Regions from separate parts of the Homo sapiens genome. Here region 1 is linked to region 2. The links are chromatin loops, found by intact Hi-C in ENCODE. Cell type or tissue: endothelial cell of umbilical vein. All regions are shown on one strand. Each heading gives the region's core, and the rest is flanking DNA. Links, peaks and the distances in the headings are about the cores only.

Region 1 (6,874 bases), core at 975-5,974, 150 kb before region 2:
CAGCAATTTGGTGGGAAGCCGCAGCACCAGTAGAAACGATGTTAGAGAACTAGGTTACTTAACTAAATCTCGAATAATATAGTGCTTTCTTTTTGGCAGAAGATAATTGGAGAAAAATATCATGCACTGAATTCAAGACTGTTTCTTGGACGTCCTCGGTGGAAACTTTTGTTTGATGAAATAGCAAAATATAACAGAGGGTAAGTACTATACCTCAAAAATTTGATATGTGGCTAATAAATTAATTAAAATATTTTCAAATAATTACATGAAGTTTGAAAATGAATTGGCAATGAGTTTACAAATGACAAATTCACTGAAACACTCTTTCACTATCAAAGGAAGAAGTAAGGCAAGTATCGTCCTACATTTCTGTAATTCCAAATAATTAAAGTTTGGCTTAGAAATAGTCTATAATGTATTTATGAACTAAACTCTCCTATCTGATTATAAATTTGTATAGGCCTATATTAAAAATGGGTATTCGCTCCCACAGCATATATCAGGTGATCCTAGGAAAAGTTTTCAAAATCATGTTTCCAAACAAAGAACTTTACAATTAGTTCTAACAATGAATTCATTTAAAAATCACATTTTTTGTACCTTTTTTTACCATAATGAATATGTTTTTTGTTTGTTTATTTGTTTTTTAAAAAAACCCTCTGCATTGTAATATGCCGTCTTTAAACCTAGAATATTTCCAAAAATATTATTTAGAAACTATAATTTTATAAAGAATCTTGTTCTTATGGACTATGTGTCTATGATCTGAAGAAATTACTGAGAAGGAAAGCTTTCATTTTAGGGCACAGACCAGCCAGCCCATTTGTCTTTTGTAAATTTATCATAGTGCAGAGCACTGATCTATAAGAATTCTAAGAAGATTTTGAAAACTATATAACCACTCACATATTTTTAGGTTTACATCTAAATAGTTTCATCATAAGTTTACATAGTTGTAAAAGATGTGATTTCTAACATATCGCAGATATTGACATTTTGTAATTAACATAATTTCTTTAAACATATCCACTGGAATATAAATATAGCTAGATGATATTATCATTTATTACAAAAATACATAAACTTTTCTTTTAGCAGTTGGATGTTTTACATCATTCTTTTTCTTTCATTTAAGTTGTATTTCTGTCCCATTAACCCATATAATTTTATCAAAATTCAATTAATTTTTTACATTTGAACTAATCATGTTTTTATTGCTAACCTAATCCTAATCATACTTCAGCAAAAAGAATGAACATAAATTAAATATTTCATTTTAAAATTTTCTGTAATTATAAGGCTCTAGTATTAATTTTTACTTCTGGCTTGAGTTATCATTTCAATTACTTTATATAGTTGAACACTTCATAATTTTAAAAATATATTTTTATAAACATCAAAAGGATATTTGATTATAAATGCACAGGCCAGCTTATTAAATGGATTTTTTTTTAAAAATGCAATTTAGGAAATCATGGATGAATATAATTTATTGAAGAAATCACTGATTCAAGATGATCCCTATCTCTACCTTCAAAGATTTTGTTTTAGAAATTACAGAATGGAGCCTGGGAAGCAAAATTTATGAAGGAATAATGTTACCCATGTGATTCAGATTACAGTCATGTTTAAAACACTTTTGTAGTATTAGGGATGAAGATGTAAGCATGATTTACAAAGCAGAACTTTTTTGTAATATTCAGAGTTGAAATTTAGAAAAAAATGATTTCAACCCACTTTTGGCTATCTTCCTTTCCCATCTTTCTCCAGTATCACCCATCTTAGATGTGATAATCTTGTCATACTCATCTGTCTCTTGCTATGCATTGCAGACATGTTCCTCTTTAGTGCCATTTACTGCTTCTGACAAGAATTTTTTTGTTGATTTTCATTGTATATTGCTGAAAACTGATAGGTTCTTTGGCTGAATTCAGAAACCAAATCCCTAAAGAGCAGATTATTTACAGGGAAATAGATTGAGGCTGTTGGTTCCTACTGTTAGTTCTCAAGAAGTCTCATTTGTTAGGCTGTTTGTGTTTTAGAGCCATTTGTGTGTGTGTATATATTTAGTAGTTTGTTCTTTTTCTGGAAAAAATGGAAAACTTGTTTAAGAAGAGCAAATGTGCACCATCTGCTGTTGACATTTTGTACAACACTTTGACTTTGTGTATTTGTTCTCAGGCAGGTGCCTTAAATGTGTTTACATTTTCTGAAGGATTTTTATGTAGCATACTTAGGAAAAGAATGAATCAACATTCTTCAGGTCTTATTAACTGGACAAAGGCACTGTGTAAATGGATGGTTTCATTTACAATGTAGCATTTTGATTAACCTCATGCACACAAATTGCTGAAAACATATGGAGATAACAGTAGGGAAGACAGGCATATAAGTTAAGATTTTAAAATATCATGTGTTGGGCAACACTTTTTAACTTTCAGAAAATGATTACATATTTTTACCAGTAGGCATTCAGAAAATGATTACCAGTAGGCATTAGGTTAGTATACTATGTAGAATACAAATTTAAATTGCATTAAACACTCCTGGCCCAGAGGTAATGATTGGTAACTCTTCGTTATGTATTCTTACAGAAGCTTTTGTAAGTTTGTGTGAGAGTGTGTGTGTGTGTACTTATGAAAGTATATGTAAACATATGTTTGTATGTGTGTGTGTGATATATATTTAAAATCAAAACCTTAGTTTTTTAACAAAAATTGAATCTATGCCAAGTAATTCTTCAGCTTACTTTGTTGTTCTTGTTGTTTTATTTTTTTCTTGGCTTTGCTAGGAAGAACCAACTAACTTTTTAATGATGTGCTTCTTTCGATCGTGGACAATTTCTGTGTAATTGTACCTCAAAGTATTCTAGAGTATGAATAACATGACTGCTACTACCCTAATTCTTTATATTTAGATTACTTATATTTCTTTATAGTTAAAAATAGTGCTGTGGTAATTATCTTTGTACATACTTTCTCATGTGAGAGTATTGCAGTAGATTAAGATCTTTGAGTTGGAATTGCTGGCTCAACAGGTATGCACATTTAGGTACTGCTCTACAAAAACTAAAAGTCAGAATTAATTTACTTTCCACATGTGTGTGACAGTCATTCATTTCTTTGTTGCTTTTTTTAAATTCAGAAACTGAATTATATGATGGTATTACATGATCATGGAAAGTGAAGGAGCTTTAGGAGTCAACCTGCCTTCATTTTTATTTTACAAATGAAGAAGCTAGGACCTCAAAATATAATGATTTATCAAAAGCCATGGTTAATGAGCCAGAATGCAGATATGAACACAAATGTCCTGACTGCAAGTTCATTGTGCTTTACAGCAGGTCATAATCAGCTTGTCACAGATAAAGAGTGGCAATCTTATTTTAGCATGTTCCCCTTAGATGGGAGGTAGGGAGGTGCTCCAGGAAACTCCCATGTTTACTAAGAATGCTGTAGCAGAATGTTAACTGTAACACTAAAAGAATTAATAACTAATTTTGTTGAAATACAGATATTCTAAATATTACATTGTAAACCATTTAGTATTTAATAAACTATTAGAAAATTATTTATTATATCTAACCCCAACTTGGTTTCCTATTGTTTGTAATTAAAATGTATATCCTGTTTTGAGCTGTGAAGTTTATGCATGATGCAAAGAGAGAAAGAAAAGTTGAACTTTATTTGGCTTTTTGAGTAGAGAATTACTACTCTGGGATTGGGTGAAATCTTTGAGATTATATCTTTATTTTACTGCCTTGTAGTGTTTTCAAACAATACAAATTAAGAATAACTAAGTTTAGTCTCTCACATTTACTCCTGTGACCCTGAGTCAAGTGACTCAGTTCTCCTGGATCTGTAATACAACGAGTGAATAAGCTCTCCGGAGTGATTAAGTTCTCATTATGTAAGATTCTGCGTTTACAAGTCTACATGAAAAAGCAAGTATGAACATTTATAGAACTAGTTTCTAATGTCTACCCCAAACCACATTTTCTACTTAGTACCCGAATGTACCTCCACTCATTCCATCAAAGGTCGTGTAGACAGGTCTCCAGATAATTGTTGGATTGCAGCATTCTAATGCAAATTTAGTACAAATGAATTGCAAAGATTCCTTGTAGAATTCGAAAAAGAAAAAAAAAAGTAAGATTTCATTAAGTTAGTGAGAGTGACATTAGGGAATCCTCAAATCGCACACACACAAAAAGGATATCAGAGAGTTAAGCTAGTTAATAATTGCAAAAGAAAATGTTAAAGAAACACAAAAATCATAATATCCTGTGTGATTTAAAAATAATGATTTTATTATTATTTATTTTATAATTAATACTTGATTTTATTATCAAGTATTTAAGAAGTGCCTTTAGGAAATCTGAAAAACTTGCCAAACTAACTCTACAATTGCCCTGTCAAAGCCAAGCAAGAAAATAATGGTATCTTATTGCCATCATATGGTGTTGACAGAAAGTTTATACAAAGAAACAAAATGACTCAATTCTCTTTTCATTTTAATGGAAGCTACATTATGTTTCAGTAGTAATTTAAATTTTATTAAGTATAGCATCATTTATTTTCATATATTTTTATTTCTTTTGCTCATTTTGGGTTTAATTAGCTTTTCTTAATTTTTACTAGTTTCTTAAAATGGAAACATAGGTCATTGATTTCAGACTGTTTTTCTTAATAAAAGTGTTTAATGCTGTACATTTTCCTCTAAACACCACTTTTGCTAAATCTTATACATTTTGATTTGTTTTCATTTTCATCTCGTTCAAATATGTTTTATTTTTTATGTTTTTTCTTTGACCCATGGGTTATTTAAAAATGTTGTTTAATTTCCAAAAACGCAGAAATTTTCCAGATATCTTTTTGTTCTTAATTTCTAGTTCAATTGGGATTTGATCTAAAAATGAACTCCTTGTGATTCTAATCCCTTAAAATGTATTGACACCTGTTTTATTGCCCAGAATATGTTCAATCTTGGTGAATGTTCCATATGCACTTAAAAAGAATTTGTATTCCATTATTGTTAGATAGAACATTCTACAAATGCCAATTAGTTCCAATAGGTTGATAGTGATGTTCAAGTTTTCAATAGGCTTACTGAATTTCTGGCTGCTTGTATTAATTACTGAGAGAAGAGTATTGAAATAATTAACTATAATTATGAATTTATCTGTCTTTACAGTTCCATCAGTGTTTGCTTTATGTTGAAGCTTTTTAGTTTCGGTGTTTAAATCATTTACATTTAATTTAATGAAAATACAGTTGGCTTTAAATCTAGCAGTTCACCATTGCTTTGTACTTATCTATTTGTTCTTTCTTTGTTTTATTTTCTTTTTTTACCTTGATTTGGGTTGAGTATTTTTTATAATTCCACTTTTTTCTCTAAAGTTAGACATGCCTCTGTATTTTTTTTTTCTTTTTAGTAATTGCTTTAGGTTGTTGGTTCCTGAACTGGATTCCTTAGACCAGCATCAATTGGAATCTTGTTAGAAAAGCAAATTCTTGAGCCCTATCCAAGATCTGCCAAATCAGAAACTAGGGATGGGGAGACCTAACTATTTGTGTTCTATGAAGTCTCTAAAATGATTCTGATGAAGCCAAAATTAAAGAAACATTGTTCTAAGTTTACAGTATACATCATTAGCTTATCACAGCCTATTTTATTTTTTATGTTTATGTTTATGTTTATTTTTTAGAGACAGAGTATTGCTCTGTTGCCCAGGCCAGAGTGCAGTGACATGATCTAGACTCACTGCAACCTTGAATTCCTGGGCTCAAGAGCTCTTCCCACCTCAGTCTCCTGAGTAGCTGGAACTACAGTTGCATACCACCATGCTTAGCTAACTTTTAAAATTTTTTGTAGGAATGGGATCTCACTCTGTTGGCCAGGCTGGTACTTTGAATAATATTGTAACACTTCATGTACTTCCATTTCTTCCATCCCTTTTGCTATTTTTGCATTCATCTTACATATACATATGTTATAATTCTCATTATTAGTATTTTTTGTTTTAAACATCTAACATATATTAAAAATATTAGAAATTAGACAAAATAAATATTTTATATTTACTGACAGATTTTACTATTTTGGTGTCCTTCTTTCCTTTGGTTGATTCAAATTTCTATCTAATTTTATATTCCTACTTCTTGAGTAGTTTTCTTTAGTGTCCTTTATAGTGCTGGTTTGCTGACAATTCTTTCAGCTTTTGTTTGTATACAGTTTTTATTCCATCTTCATTTCTGAAAAATCATTTTTGTTTGGCATAAAATTTGCTTGATATATAATAGTTGATGTCTTGATTTATATTTTAGTACTTTGAAGATATCACTTCATTGCCTTCTGACTTACACAGTTTATGACAAAAAGTTCACTTTCATTCTTATATTTCATTCTTATATTTTCTGTTGATGATTTGTAATGTGTCTTTTCCCCTAGTCTGTTTGGTTTTTTGTTTTTCTTTTTGTCACTCGTTTTTAGTATTTTATTATCAATTGCCTAGGTATAGTTTCCTTTGTGTTTATTCTCCTTGAGATTTAATGAGATCTTTTATTTTTTTTTTTTCTTCTCCCTTGGTCTTCTCTCATGTTGGACTGCGGTTACATGTATTTTTGACTAGTTGGTATTGTCCCACAGGCCACTTATGCTCTGTTCTTCTTCTTTTTTTTTTTTTTTTTCAGTTTTTGTTCTCTGTGGGCTTCAATTTGGATAGATTCTAATGCTTTTTCTTCAAGTTTACTTTTTCTTCAGCAATGCCTATTCTTTTATTACCTCATCTAGTATATTTATCATTTCAAATATTGCATTCCATCTCTAGAATTTATGTTTGGGCCTTAAAAATATTCCATTTATCATCTCA
Region 2 (6,874 bases), core at 1,124-6,123:
TAGCAGGCACTGTAAGACATTATATGATTTTGATAGGTGGAAGTAATTTCATATTTGTTCTAGACGATAATATTTCAAAGACCCACTGGATCCCAGATTGAAAGAGAGGAAGCCAAGAACTTCATACACTCAAACTGAAAGCCCATACCTTTCATTCCCAAAATATCCATGACCATGACAGAATCTGGGTTTCCTCACTCATAAGATGAAAGTAAATAATAAATACTTTATAGAACTGTTGTGAGGATTAAATACAATAGTCTATGAAAATTTTCTTTCATAGTGCCTGGCAGTAGAAATCACTCAGGAATTGGTATCCATTTACATCATGAAAGCAACATATTATCATTCCCTAGTGAATTTTCTTGAAAAAATTATCAGTTATTTAATATGTAATAAATTAGTCTCTTCATTCGAAGCATACATTCTTCCTGGATAGGGTTCAAATGTTACCTTTATTTTTAGTCCTTTCCCCTCATCCCCAGTGCCACAACCAATCACAGCCCAACTCAGAGAACATACTTATTTTTTGTTTTGTTTTATAGAAACAGGATCTCACTATGCTCCCTGGGTTAGTCTGGAACTCCAGGCCTCAAATGATCCTCCCGCCTCGGCTCCCAAAGTTCTGGGATTACAGGTGTGAGACACCACACCCAGTCACAGAGGACATGCTTATTGAAATGAACATTTTCAAACTAGCTGTAGGTACAGAACCATCATTATCTCTTTGCATATGGAAGCTGCTTCACACTTCCATTGTATAGATGCAAATAATCTGAGAGTTGTTAAACAATTCTATAATACCAATTTGTCCTTGGAAAGTCAACATTTCTAAAAGCTAAATAGGAAAGTCTCACCTAAGCTTTTCCTTGACATATGCATTTGGTTCCTGGGTATAATGAAGAGAAACTTGCAAACTGTGAGATAATTTCATTGAAATAGCTCATTTTGATTATAATTTAAGTGGTGATAATAAGGAAGCTTCCTAAGCAATGGCTTTATTAGCATAATTTTTGGAAGTCTTGTTAACTCTATGTGACAGAGTTGAATATAAATTAATGAATAATTTAGAGATAAAAAGTTTCTGCTATAAATTATATTTCCAGGTTCTTGAAGTTATGAAGAAGAATAATTAAGGTCACAGGCAGTTGGATCAGATACACCTAACTATTCCCAGCCTGATTCTATTTCCTGTGGGATTTTGAGAAAAAAATTAATATCTCTAAGCCTCAATGTTCATTTGTACACTGTTGATGATCATTGTATTTACTTAGTAGAATTGTGATAATTAAATTAAAAATGTATGGGAAATGCATTAAATAAGACTGGCATACAATAATTGCTCAATAAAAATTGACTAGTCATCTTGCGATTTTCAAGTATAATCTATATCTCAGTTAGGCTCTCCCTACTTCTTAATTTCTGCATTGCATTAGCTTGAACCCCACGTTCCATACTTGAGTTTCTCTCTAATATTGCTGACATTATGAGGAAGGTCAGTTCTCATAGTCATGTTTCAATTTGGATTTTAGGTTTGCCAAAGGATCATTCTTTGCTATTGTGGGAATTTCCCTTTATTACCTCCTGGTATTAATTCAAGTAAAACCAAATGTATTCCCCTAATTTTCTTATGTAACTAATTTAATCCTTATGAGACCCTATCACCAAAGTAAGCACTAACGTTTACTTTTTTTTTTTTTTAAACAACCCAAAACTCATTAATTCACTCTGCCAAACAACTGGGCCAATTCCACCTGGTCTGTATTCTTCCTCTACTTATCTGATAATAATGATACTAATGCTATCCACAACCTCCCTCCCCAACACAAATACACGAGAGAGCAGTGGGGACTGTGATTAAATGACAATGTTGATTTTTGCTTTCTTTTCTGCATTTTGAATAAAGAAAATGCAATTTTGTATAAGTTTTTACTGCCTTATATTTGCACAAGTTTGAGTTGCAGTTTAAGCACCCATGTTAGACTAAAAGGACAGATTTCACCTTGCAAAGACCTGCTTTTGGCCTATTCTTAGGTTATAATTTAAGCAGACTGAATCATTTTGCAAGGGGGGCCCATTTGTTCAAGGAAGACCATATTTACAGTCAAAATTCATGTGTTCTTGTTATGACTTCAGTATCCTTATCTGTCCAAAGATAGAACTAGTATTTTATCTGTACAATAGGGTACTTATGATGGATAAGCTAGAAAATCAGTGTTGGCACACTTTGTAAGTTATAAAACACAATACATGAGTTACACTAAATTGAATTGAGGCAACATGGCAGAAGAGAAGCAAACAAACAAACAAACCTGGGCTCTAAAATGAAAAGACCTCAGTGGTTGACCCAAACAAGCCTTTTTACATCCCTTTATTTCAATACCTCTCAGAAATGAGGCAAATGATAATAATTAAAATAATACCTTTTTACAGGTATCTTATAAAGTTTAAGAAAGATAAATGTTTTTTTTTGTCTTATTTTGTTTGTTTTTACAACATTGTCGGAAAGGAAAAAAAAAACACCTCAATCCTTATTCCTTTCTCTGTTTTATTTTTTCGGCTTTAGATGGTAAGAATATTGTGTGGCTTTTAAACCAGAATTCCTGTTAGTTTTGTTTTGAGAGAGATGCCGGCAAATCTGCTGCAGTTGACAGGTGGCAGTGTCCTGGCCCTGAGGAACACAAGGGACAAGGATGACCTCTGGGCTGGTTTGAACCAAGGGTCATGAGTGATGATCATTTTAAGAAAATACTGCTTCCCTCTAATACATTTTCAACTTTATCTGCTTGATATCACTGTCAGGGGACTGCTCAAAGCATTCAATATGTGGGAGGCTTCCTGCTAGGTATGCCTCACAGAGGAGGTATTATATCTGGTTTCTGCAGAGCAGAAGGTAGAAATAAAATTTGTCATCCTGCTGCCCTTTCAAGAAAGAAGAACTGTAATAATTCCCATTTGTGTTAATTACCTCATATAATAAACTGATTAATTTTGCAATAAAAATTATTGAGTGTTTATAAGGTACCAGGTACTGTGCTAGTCCCTGGAATTGCAGCGATAAACCCCAGAGGTGGTCTTGGGTCCCACCTTCATGTTATTCCCAAATAAGGGAATGAACTGAGGCTTCAGTTTTATATACCCAGTTTAAGCAAGGGACTTGAGATTAATAAATGTTTACTATGGAAAGAAAGAAAAGTAAGGTCTGAATCTTGAGATCTCATGGTATGCTTAGAAGCCATTGTGTTCTTCATTGGGTGGAACTTAACAGGGGTTGAATGGGTAGGAATGACAGGAGAGGAACCTGAATAATAGACAGAGGCCATAGTAGAGTAGACATTCATGTTATGGGATATACTTTAGAGATCTATATTATCCTAGGGCACTAGAATCGTCTCTGATACACTATACTCCCTATTTCTTCCAAGGCATGTGAAATTCAAGACCAGTCCCAGCTCTTATAAATAACATTCTTCTCAGGCCATTGCTTTAGCCAGTGAACTCACCTCTTGACTGACTGTATTAGTCATTTGCTTGAAGACAACTTCATTCTTCAGTAGGGGGAAGACCTAGGCCAGCAGCAGCTCTTACTCTGCAACCCTCTGCTACCCTCTTCTGGTGGTAGCCTGTCACTGCAATTAACCCTTCAAATCCAGGTGAATCTATTCTATGTGTGGTTGGTAATGGCCAATTTAGGAAAAGTGACATGGGGCAGAAAACAAAGCCAGACCCAGCTCCTGGCTCTAGAAAACCAAGTCCATTCACGGAATCTGACATCTTAAGGCTATGGCAAGAGACTTCATGTTGTGGGCCAGGCAAGCAGGCTGTATGAGGCCAGGGACATGCTAAATTACTGTCATGCTTCCAATAAGAGGGTAGGCATGTCAATAACAATGAAAATATTACTTTTCATTCAGCAATATTAGAAAGCACAAGCAGCAGCAGGTAAACCAGCACCTCCTCCTTGTGTGGCCTTTCCTTGTCATCTTGCTTAAAATATCTTCAAATCTCTACGTCCATCCTTGTTTCCCTTTTCTCTATAATGCATTTTTACCACCTAACAGGCTATGTTTGTTTAATTTTCTTAGTTGACTGTCTATATTATTAAAAACTAAGCTCCAGGAAAACATGTTTTGTTTGCTTTTTCTTTTGTCACTACTATATCCTCACTTATATTAGGACCTGACACCCACTAGTTGCCCAATCAATACTTTTAGAATAAAGAGATATCAGTAGGAAACAACCCTCATTCATGGGGCTGCAGGTTTGAGACAAAATCTGCATAGGAAAAATACAATGAAATCTCCCAGTCCTGCTGCTTAGATAGTGAGGACCAGGAACAGGACAGTAGATATGAATTGGGTTGCCAGAACTGAGCCCAAATATCATCAGAGTTTTGGAAAGTGTGATTGTTGGGTTTGGCTAAAGTTCTCAAATGTTACAGAGCATAAGAATAACCTGCGAGGCTTATTTAGATGAAGATTCCTGAATTCTTACCTCCCCAAATTATAATTCAGTGGGTCTGGATTGAGGTTCAAAATCTGAATTCTTAAGCACCCCCAAAATAATACAGAAGGCCCTCTGATGACACTTTTAGGAAAATAAAACCCATCATAGTTCAAGGTTAAAATTGTTTTTAGAGGTTAAGGGAGATTGTGCAGGTGGGAATTTTGCTTGTGGAAAAAAAAAAGAATGGAGGCAGAAGGTGAAAACAAGTGAAGCCTAGGGGCATCAGATGATCATTGCATGCCCAATTTCAATGCTTAATAAATTGTACTTTCTGCAATTATATTCTCAAAGATTAGATTTTAATATATAGCAAGTGATTCTGACACCAAAAGCACAGAAGTCATACTTTAGAAATGCTGGCATAAAGGGAAGGGAAGGGAAAATATTTTACTTTCTATTATGTATATGTGCCAGACACTGTGCCAAGAGAACTTTACAAAGAGGTAAATATTATTAACCTTATTTTACAGATGAAAAAACATGAGAATCACACGATATATCACAGAATCACTGTGCCAAGAGAGCTTTACATGGAGGTAAATATTAACATTATTTTACAGATGAAAAAACATGAGCATCACACATAATATAACTCCCTGAGGTCACACTGATAAAATAGAGGTGAACTGTGACTCAGATAAAAGGACCCCTGAATCTATTCCCTTAGGTTATTCTATTACGTACAATGATTGTCCTGCAGCACATACATTAAGATTTGTTGAATAGATAAATGTGAGGATGATTTAGTGAACAAATGAATAAATGATAGCATAGTGTGTGTTAAAATAGGTGAATGTGAGAAAGCTGATAGTGACCACATGGTATCATTCTGAACCAAGACATTCATTTGAATCACTAATATAGTAATCTGATGTGATTAATCAATACTAGGTTTTATGCAATTCATATTTCTTCATTGACATATTTTGCAGATGAGGTCAAGTTTATTGATGTTCAATGTGCACACAGTATATACTCTTTTAAATAATTTAGTTACATAAATTTGGCCAACTGTATGAGGTTTTGTAACCCCTACCATGGTCAAGACATAGAATCTTCCCTGGTTTAATTTTGGAATTACTCTTCCCCAACCACTAGCTCTTACCAAAACAACAAAAAAAATCTGATTCTACCCTTATAATTTCAACTTTATATCTTATCTTACAGATTCATCACTAATTATTTTAGGGTTTTGATGGTACTGCAAAAATTTTTAAAGTTTTAATTTAAAATTGTTTCTTGCTAGTACTACAGCCTTGAAAGTGATTGCCATCCTAAATTTTGTATGCTAAGCACCTCTTTTGACTTCTCTTAATAACACCGTGGATAGTAGAAAAAAATACAACTACATTTTGTATGTTAACTTTGTGTTCTGTGATTTTGTTAAACTGATTAGTTCTAGTAGCTTTTGAGGGGTGTATTTTGTGGGAATTTTTACATAGACGATCATGATATCTATAAATACTCATTTATTCATTTCAAATTCATATACATTGTCTTTATCTTGTCATATTGTTTTAGTAATGATCTATCTCCAGTACAATATTAAAGAGATTTAGAAAGAAAAAATATTTTTGATTTGTTTCTGATTTTCAAGAAAGAAAACATTTAATTCTTCAGTCTTACGTGAGTTTTCTCATAGATACACTTTAATAGTTTGAGAAAATTCTCTTCAATTCTTACTGTCGTGCGAGTTTTTATTAGGAATAAATTTTGAATTTTTGTCAAATATTTGTGTAGGTCAGTTGAGATAATTATTACTTTTTTGTATTTTGTTTATATACTTAATTAAATTACTCTCCAGTAATTTAATCTCCACTGACATAATGCTGGATTTATAAAATTAAACTTATTTAATAATGATATCTTATACTTTTGAAAATGTAGGGCTGGATTCAATTTGCAATGATATACCAGGCAAATATTAGCCAAATTATAATCAAATTGACTTCGGAATAAGAAACAAAGGTGGTTATGTGATTATGATGGGTTAAATTCAATAAGAATATGTGATAATCCAAAATGGGTATGCAAAGAATAACAAGGTTCAAAATAGAAAAAGAAATAGTAATAGAATAAATAGAAAATACACAATTATATTTGTAGAGTTCTATGCTCCTGTCAAAATAATTGATAAAATAATTAGAAAAACATTTGTAAGGATATAGAAGATCTATATCCCAAAGCTATCAGCCAACTTGACCTAATTGTTATTTATAGAACATTATAGCCAACAAAACATATAAAGCATTATTTCATATGTGCACAGAACACATCAAGATATATATCCTGGACCTATAAAATATTAATGAAATGATTATAATCATTTAAAGTATGCACATCAAGCACAATGGAACTAAATTGAAAT

The links. Peaks named below come from ENCODE experiments on the same cell type or tissue, not always from the same donor. Only the 100,000 strongest peaks of a DNase experiment are listed, where the experiment ranks them.
Region 1: it touches region 2 in a loop (5-fold over the local background); 1 of 110 quality-filtered maps calls a loop at or near these places.

The regions. Positions count from the first base shown.
Region 1 is chr11:49,370,204-49,377,077 of GRCh38, forward strand. It overlaps the pseudogene NOX4P1. Among named protein-coding and RNA genes, the nearest start is that of FOLH1, 170 kb to the left of the region's middle. In endothelial cell of umbilical vein, for the core only: no CTCF peak of the experiment used is centred there; a DNase peak (open chromatin) is centred at 3,858.
Region 2 is chr11:49,522,836-49,529,709 of GRCh38, forward strand. No RefSeq gene overlaps it. Among named protein-coding and RNA genes, the nearest start is that of FOLH1, 320 kb to the left of the region's middle. In endothelial cell of umbilical vein, for the core only: a CTCF peak has its summit at 3,619 (motif pointing left); no DNase peak of the experiment used is centred there.